2 separate regions of the Homo sapiens genome follow, and region 2 is linked to region 1. A link is an interaction called in ENCODE POLR2A ChIA-PET data of the cell type or tissue named here. Cell type or tissue: PC-3. All regions are shown on one strand. Each heading gives the region's core, and the rest is flanking DNA. Links, peaks and the distances in the headings are about the cores only. Region 1 overlaps TMCO1-AS1 (TMCO1 antisense RNA 1). Region 2 has its middle 88 kb from the start of LMX1A-AS2.

Region 1 (4,394 bases), core at 193-4,192:
ATCTTGGCTCACTGCAACCTCAGCCTCTCGGGTTCAAGCGATTCTCGAGCCTCTGGCTCTCAAGTAGCTGGGATTACAGGTGCCCGCTACCACACCCAGATAATTTTTGCATTTATAGTAGAGATGGGGTTTCACCATGTTGGCCAGGCTAGTCTCGAACTCCTGACCTCAAGTGATCTGCCCACCTCGGCCTCCCGAAGTGTTGGGATTACAGGCGTAAGCCACTGCACCTGACCCCAAAAAAACTGGATATTTTTAGATTATTTATTTTTTAGACATTTAGATTTATCATTTAGGTTATTTATCTTTTAAATACATGGTGTTGGGAAAACTGGATATCCACATGTAAAAATGGAGAAAACTGGATATCCTTTCTCCATTGATTGACTGGTCTTGACAACCTTGTCAAAAATCAATTGACCATATATGTGAGGGTTTAGTTCTGGGTTCTTTATTCTATATGTCTGTCTTTATGCTAGGACTACAGTGTTTTGATTACTGTAGCTTTATAGTTAAATTTTGAAATCAGGAAGCATGAGACCTTCAACTTTGTTCTCTTGCAAAATTGTTTGGCTATTTGGGGTACTCTGAGTTTTCATATACATTTTAGGATGAATTTTTCTATTTCTGAAAAAAAGTCACTGGGATTTTGACAGGGATTACCTAATGAATCTGTAGATCACTTTGAGTAGTATCAACATCTTAATATTAACTGTTTCAATCTATGAACACAGTGCGTCATTCCACTTATTTCTATATTCTTTAATTTGCTTCAGCAATGTTTGTAGTTGTCAGTGTACAAGTCTTGCCTCTTTGGTTAAATTTATTCACAAGTATTTTAGTTCTGATGCTGTTGCAAATGGAATTTTTAAGATTTCCTTTTTAAATTTTACATCGAAATGCAACTAAATTTTGTGTGGTTTTGCATCCTGCAACTTTGTTTTTTAGTTCTAACAGGGTTTTTTGGGTGGAATCTTTAGGGTTTTGTACATAAAAGATCATGCTGTCTGTGAACAAATCATTTTACCTTCTCCTTTCTGATATGATGGCCTTTTTAATTTTTGCCAACTGAACAGACTGGTCCCAAATATGGTTCCCTGATCACTGATGAGGCTAAATATATTTTTATAAGGAAGCATTAATACCAGTCCCATAATAGTAAAATTTACATATGATGTTCAGATAAATATAAAGTCCTAAGTTTCAGACTTCATCTCTAAATCTTAGGGTCTCATTCCCCCTCTTCTGTTCCTAATGAATGCTATGGTAGAAAACTTTTGAAGACTAATTTGCTACAGCATTAAGCTTAAGCCTTTCTATTAGTCTTTCAAATGCACAACATGATTCTTAACCTTTATTGGTTTATAAACACCTTTGAGAATTGGATGAAAACTATGAAACTTCAACTCAGAAAAAAATGGACACATGAAGTTTTGCATGTATTATCAGGAGGAGATGTACGGCTCTCCTAAAATTCAACCATGAGGCTGGGTGTGGTGGCTCAACCCTGTAATCCCAGCACTGTAGGAGGCCTAGACGGGTGGATCACTTGAGGCCAGGAGTTTGAGACCAGCTTGGGCAAGATGGCGAAACACCATCTCTACAAAAAATACAAAAATTAGCCGGGTATGGTGGTGCACACCTGTAGTCCCAGCTATTCATTGAGCCTGGGAAGTCAAGGCTGCAGTGAGCCATGATTGCACCACTGCACTCCAGCCAAGGCGACAGAACAAGACCCTGTCTCAAAAATAAATACAGGTGGCTGGGTGCAGTGGCTCAGGCCTGTAATCCCAGCACTCTGGAAGGCCGAGGCGGGTGGATCACTTGAAGTCAGGAGTTCGAGACCAGCCTGGCCAACATGGTGAAATCCCGTCTGTACTAAAAATACAAAAATTAGCCAGGTGTGGTGGTGCAGGCCTGTAATCCCTATATGGGAGGCTGAAGCAGGAGAATCACTTGAACCTGGGAGGCTGAGGCTGCAGTGAGCTGAGATTGTGCCACCGCACTCCAGCCTAGATAACAGAGTGAGACCCTGTCTCAAAAACAAAACAAAAAAAAATAAAGTTCAACGATGGACCTCTTACAGATACAACGTGGATTCACTTTAGTCAATCCTATTTCTATTAAACACATAATCTCTTTCTATATTTTAGTTGTTTTTACTATATACTAACTCCCACATCCTACCACTTTGTTCCCAACTCAATGCTTTTGATCACTGCTTGTGTCCTAATTGAATTTTACCCTTTCTTCAAGGTCCACCTAAAATTTCCAATTCTTCCAAGATATTTCTCCAACCCACTGTCTTCTCTCCCAAAAGTATCATTCACTCATTCGATAAATACATATTGTGCAGCTTCTCTGTCCTAGACGATGTTCCAAAAGCTGAAGATTGCAACAATGAATACAGTCTGTCCTAAAAAAAACAGTGCTCAGCCAGGAGCAATGGCTCACACCTACAGTCCCACTGGTTTGAGAGGTCAAGACAAGACTGCTTGAGGCCAGGAGTTCAAGACTAGCCTGAGCAACATAGCAAGACCCCTAGCTCTACACCTGTGCACACACATACACAAATTAGCTGGGCGTGGTGACACGCATTAGTTAATCAGCTACTCCCAGCTACTCAGAAGGCTGAGGTGGAAGGATTGCTTGAGGACTGCTTTAGCCTGGGAGTTCGAGGTCATAGTGAGTTATGATCGAGTCACTGCATTCCAGCCTGGGTGACACAGCGAGATTCCATCTCTAAAAGAAAACACAACAGTACAGGATTATCCAACTAGCCGATGAAACATGTATTTAGGGCACACATGCACAGACTCGAGGGAAAACATTTGGAAAAAATAAGTTCAAAAATAATAATTAAAATATATTTCACCTTAGTATTTTATTTTTAATTATATTTGGGAAGAGACCTTATGATCTTCTCAGTGCCCAGGGTTTCTGAAGGTCTTCATCTAGTCCTGCTAGCCCAGTAGGAAAAAAAAAAAATCTTCTCCTAAAAACCGGATTCCTCTCCTGTTTTCTCTGATATGAATTCATTCAGGTATCTAAGAAAAAAATCTGCGAGCTGCCCCCCAATTCCTTCTTCTTCCCAATCTTCCACACCCAGTCATCTTTGTATTTGACAAAGATCACTACTGCCTAAATGAGAAGAATGGCCTGAAGGGGACAAAATTGGGTATACAATTGGAGACCAGTTAGAAAGCTGTAATACGAGTGGAGATAATGATGAACTGAATTGAAGTGTAGTAGAGGGGACTGAAAGATGTGTAAAAAGATATGAAAAGGGGGAAATCCATGGAACTTGCAAAGTAAACGCGAGATAAAGAGGGAGTTACTGAAGATAGTTCCCTTATTTTTGGCTTGAAAACCAGTTAGATGGTGGTGCTACTCATTAAGAGAACAAGGGAATATTGGAGTTTGGGGAAAAGAACACAATAGATTGATTCTGGTATATCCACAGACAGACCATGTACCTTCTAAACACTTTCCTTACATATTTTTTTAAAAATAAAATCCTTTAAATTTACATACTATTATGACATTTTACATTCCAGAAAAACCAAGGCATGGTATGGTGAAGTAATTTGCCTAAAACTGCACATCTAGTTAAATGGAGAAGCCAGGATTTGAATACAAGTAGTCTGACTCCAGAACTTTGTTCCCAACCCTATACAAACCTCACGGTAATTCCTGAAGGTAGATATTTTTACTTATACTTTACAGATTTAAAACAATGAGGCTCAGATAAATTAAGTAACTTGCTAAAATAAGGTAGCTTACATGCAGTGGGGCTAAAATTGAAACGTAAAGTTCATATTGTTTCAAATGTCAGAGTGTAAGCAGGTATTTATAATTCTCTTATAATCTTTTACAATGCCTAGCTTAGTATTAAATGTGTATTTAAAGAACAGTATTGGGCTGGGCGCGGTGGCTCATGCCTGTAATCCCAGCACTTTGGGAGACCGAGGTGGGTGGATCACTTGAGGTCAGGAGATCAAGACCAGCCTGGCCAAAAAGGTGAAACGCTGTCTCTACTAAAAATACAAAAATTAGCTGGGCATGGTGGTGCATGCCTGTAAACCCAGGTACTCCGGAGGCTAAGGCAGGAGAATCGCTTGAACCCGGGAGGCAGAGGTTGCAGTGAACTAAAATTGTGCCACTGCACTCCAGCGTGGGCGACAGAGTGAGATTCCATCTCAAAAATAAATTAAATAAATAAATAAAAATGAAGCACAGTATTGGCTGGGCATGGTGGCTCATGCCTGTAATCCCAACACTTTGGGAGGCTGAAGCAGGAGGACTGCTTTGAGCCCTGGAGTTCGAGACCGAGCCTGGGCAACAAAGTGAGACCCTGTCTCTAGAAAACAAAACACAACCCCAAAGCAACAACA
Region 2 (4,394 bases), core at 122-4,121, 660 kb after region 1:
AATTAAACAAATGAACCAATCATTCAAACTGGCCACCTAGGTCAATCCTGAGTGGCGGGATCTGGAGAGACCAAGGAGCCTATCTCAGCCTCTCCAAAGATTAGAGCAGTGCTTAGGACCCTTCCTGGCATGCTGTGGGGGCTCAATAAATGTTAGGACCCTTCCCCTTTGCTTTCTCCTCAATCCAGGGAGATGCATGGCTCATTCTGTTAGAATATTATCATCAGGGTGGTTTTCAGGACACTTCTGTTATGAGTAGGGAGATATTCTAAAACATCTTTGCAAGACTATTTTTTAAAAAGGGTATTCCCTCTCTAATCATATTGGGAAAAAACCCTTTGCGATTTTGCCAATACCAGGCCTGTATCTGCTCCTAGCACTGTTCTATCTCCCTCCTATGCTCAAGCCAATTCTTGGAGGTGCAGATCCCCTCTCAGCCCTGGCATCTTACTCTCCCCGTGCCCAAGCTTCCAAAATTACCCCATTCACTCTCTTCTCTTCCCAACCCCAGCCCATATTTTCCTAAGCAGAAAGAAATGAGATCTAATTTATTCCACAGTATTGATAGTGGCACAATGATTTCATTTGGGGAGAGGGAGAGATTTCTGGTAGTTCAGGGGACAGGAGTGCTGCCTGATGCCCCTTTATGGACCCCTGAAACTTCTCCTTTTTCCTCCGTACCCAACCTCCTGGCTGTGACCAGGAGGAAAGCCAGGAGAAAGAAACAGAATGCTAGTGCCCAGAGCCTCCAGCCTGCCCTAGCCTTGGAACAAAGACGTGGTCGCCTGCAGGAAGCAGCACACATTCTCCACAGGCCCGTCAACCTGCCCTCAGCCTCCGTCCTGGAAAACGCCCGCCGCGCTCCACCTCTCACAACAGCTGGCCCGCGTGTCACAGCCAATTAGGCTTTGGAGGGAGTGAGAGGGAAAGCAGTGACACCGCATATTGACCCCTGCTGGCACGGGGCAGATGTGGAGGCCAGCACGCGTCCCCCGCACGGCCACGCCGCTAATTAATCACCTCGGCCACCGAGTCGTGACAGCGCTTTGCGCTCCGCGAGGCGCACTCGGAGGCAGGGGCCGGGCACCTGCGGAGAGAACGGCCGGCGGGGAAGCACTGGGCCACCAGCCGTTCCCTCTCTCAGCTGGCCTGGCAGGTTGTTTCTGGCAAGTTTTCACTAAAGCTGTTGGGGTTAAAAGTAAGGATGGAAAAGGAGGAAACTTTAAAAAGTCCTAAGTCATTACATGTAGGACAGGTTGGTGGAGCCAGCGAGGTGGGCACAGAGGAGGGGATTGGAGGGGAGCCAAGCAAAGGAGCTCTCTCTGGGGTGGGCGTTTGGGAAGAGCTAATGGGGTGCTCAAGGGAAATGAGCCTGGAACTAGGTGGCTCTCAGTCTTGGCTTACATATTTCCTCCTGCCTTCTCTGCAAATCGCCTTCATCCTATTGTTGCTTCACCAGACGTGTAGGGAAGGGGTGAAGTCATTGACCAAATGCCAAGGAGAATGCCTTCTTACACATCTCTCAAGATTGACTGAGACTTGACCTAGACCTCACTGCCTCCAAGAAACCGTCTGGAGTACACTGTGGGTGGCCTCCCTGTGACCCCCACTGCACCCTGAACGTTCCCAATCATAGCACTCAAGACACTGAACTGGAATTGTCTACGGAGTGAGCACAAGGGCCCTACCAGTGTTACTCATCTCAGTCACTCCAGGCCCTAGCACAGTGTGTGGAGCCAGCTATGAATCATATGAATCATATGTGGAATGATTCACGAACAAAGCATGATCCTTACCTTCAAGGAGCTCATGGCCTGCTGGAGAGAGCGGCTCATACCAGTTAATTGCACTGCAGACCGTACAGGGTAAGGGGTGAAGGTGGAGAAGAGGCATGCCAGCCCCAGCTTAGCCACAAAGCACACAAGTGTTCCTATTTGTGAGCAACTGCTTTTGTTGCTTTTGTGGAAATCTTGGGTCAAGTCTACTCTGATTCTATTCAAGCTCGAAATAATAGCTGAAGAAAGTCAACCACTGTATAGTTTATTCTTAGGCAAAAACTCTTTCTTTCTTCCAGATAAAGCTAGCCCTGGTCACTCAAAAGCTAAATATAAGTGAGGCTGCCTGAGGGCATGTGAAACACAGTTTGGGAACAGGGTATATGCTTCCACTTGGTTTTAGGTTGTTACAAGTTTGTTCCAGCACTAAGACTTATGGCTGATTTATGCCTATGAGATTAAGCCTGAACTCTTAGTGTGTGTGAGAGGAATGCTTTTTGGCATCCGGCCCTGACAGATAATCATACTGACATTATAAGAAGAAGAAGGAGGAGGAGGAGGAGGAGGAGGAGAAGAATAAGAAGAGGAAGAAGAAGAAGAAGGAGAAGGAGAAGGAGGAGGAGAAGGAGGAGGAGAAGAATAAGAAGAGGAAGAAGAAGAAGAAGGAGAAGGAGGAGGAGGAGGAGAAGAATAAGAAGAGGAAGAAGAAGAAGAAGGAGAAGGAGAAGGAGGAGGAGGAGGAGAAGAATAAGAAGAGGAAGAAGAAGAAGAAGGAGAAGGAGAAGGAGGAGGAGGAGGAGGAGAAGAATAAGAAGAGGAAGAAGAAAAAGGAGAAGGAGAAGGAGGAGGAGGAGGAGAAGGAGAAGGAGAAGAATAAGAAGAAGGAGAATGAGAAGGAGGAGAAGAAGGAGAAGATGAAGAGCAGCAGGAAGAGGAAGAGGAAAACAAGGGGTCAGGCAGGCATTCATTTTGCTGATATTATGGATACCAAGTGGGATGGGTTAGACATTCTCCCTGCTAAGAAGGTTTTAGTTTAGTGACAAAAGCCATTTAATTTCTCCAGGTGTTGGTGTCTTCCCTTGTCAAATGGGAATGATTATGCTAATCTTGAAGTATTGGTCACACCACGCCTTGTTTGGACATTTTTCTTAGAGAAGTAACCATTCTTGTGTGCATTATATTTTGACTTTTGATACTTCTTTTTTATGTATGCTATGCCACAAATTCCAGTTTGTGACATTTACAACAAAATTTTGGTGAGCGATAAAAGGGCCAATGTTTGCTTTTTCAAAATAAATTTACCCAGAAAAGAGCTGGTCAGTTAAATGTTTTCTTCCTGCTATTTCAAACGCTTTGTTTTTGTTTCTTTGCTTTTGCTTGATGTTCAGCACTGTGCTAGGTACTACTGGGGAAGCAGAAAAATGTTTTATTTTTCTATTTTTTATTTGGGATCTATATGTAAATACATGCTGTAAGTCTGTGGGTGAATTTGAGAGTGTGTCCGCGTGTGAAAGAGTATGTGTAAGTATGTGTGTGTGTGCTTATAAGTGTATGTATGCATACTGTGGAGGACAAGACGTGTGGGTGAATGTGTGAATGTGTGTTTGTGTGAAAGTGTTTGTATAAGTGTATTTGTGTGATATCGACTGTGGGTTAGTAAGCACAGATGTGAGTATTTTATGCATGTGAGTTTATATGTGTGAGTAGGTGCGTGAGTGTGGGTATATGCGTAAGTGTGTGTGTGTAACAATGAGCATGTGTGAGAATGTATGGTTGCATGTGTGTTGGCATGAACATGAATGCATTGTGTGCACATGTGTGAATGATCATGTGTGCCTGCAGGCGTGTGTGTCTGCAAGTGTGTGTGTGTGTATAACGCAGCATGTTTGTGTATGTCAGTGAAAGCACCATGATGTCTCTTTCACTGAGTAGTCCTGAAGAACATTTACACTCATGAGAGCAGAAGACGGGAAGTCTTAGTAAAAACTTAAAAGGGCAGTCAGTCAACTTGTTTCTCAGTAAATCTCCAAATGACTTTTTTGACAAATCTTTTTTCCCCTAATTAGCCTTTAAAATTCAGAATCAAGTTAAATAAGAAAAAAAAATAGAGGAATTCATCTGAAAAAAAGAGTGGAAAAATATCCCAGGAAACAAAACCCAGCACAAATGAATAGCTGGTAGGCTAGTGGTTGGTGGTATTGAAACAACGCAAAAACAACTAATTTCAGCTCCTTCATGGAGGGCAACGTGGAGCTCTGGCTCTGCTCAGATATCAGCAAAAATCATGGAATGCTCGACGACTTCTCTCCCTAACCTTTTGGCTTTCCATGAAAGATGGGCAAACGTTTCCCATTTAAGAGGCAAAGGCTCCATCGTGTGGTCAAAAACAAAACTGCAGCTCCTCTGGTTTATTCATTTCAAAATAAATTTATAAAACAGTCTAGAGCACAGGGTAGGACCTGCAGGCAAACGTGTGAGGCTAGGCAAGTTGCCTACATCGCAAAGTCCTCCTCTTTTTGCAGCCGCGGCCTTTTCCTCTTTGCAAACTCCTCCGCTTCCCTTCAAAGATTCCTTGCACTCTGCCACCAAAGCTGGCGAAATATCTGTCATTTACATCTT

The links. ChIA-PET counts read pairs that join two places held together with the same protein. Peaks named below come from ENCODE experiments on the same cell type or tissue, not always from the same donor. Only the 100,000 strongest peaks of a DNase experiment are listed, where the experiment ranks them.
Region 2: POLR2A ChIA-PET joins it to region 1 with 6 read pairs; 1 of 35 experiments calls an interaction of 5 or more read pairs at or near these places.

What each region holds. Positions count from the first base shown.
Region 1 is chr1:165,771,822-165,776,215 of GRCh38, reverse strand. It overlaps TMCO1-AS1 (TMCO1 antisense RNA 1), which reads right to left. Exons shown (of 3, transcript NR_125374.1): 2 at 1,783-2,742; 3 at 767-1,507. Among named protein-coding and RNA genes, the nearest start is that of TMCO1-AS1, 5.1 kb to the right of the region's middle. In PC-3, for the core only: no CTCF peak of the experiment used is centred there; a DNase peak (open chromatin) is centred at 2,685; H3K4me3 peaks cover 506 bases; H3K27ac peaks cover 995 bases.
Region 2 is chr1:165,114,234-165,118,627 of GRCh38, reverse strand. No RefSeq gene overlaps it. Among named protein-coding and RNA genes, the nearest start is that of LMX1A-AS2, 88 kb to the left of the region's middle. In PC-3, for the core only: no CTCF peak of the experiment used is centred there; a DNase peak (open chromatin) is centred at 1,737.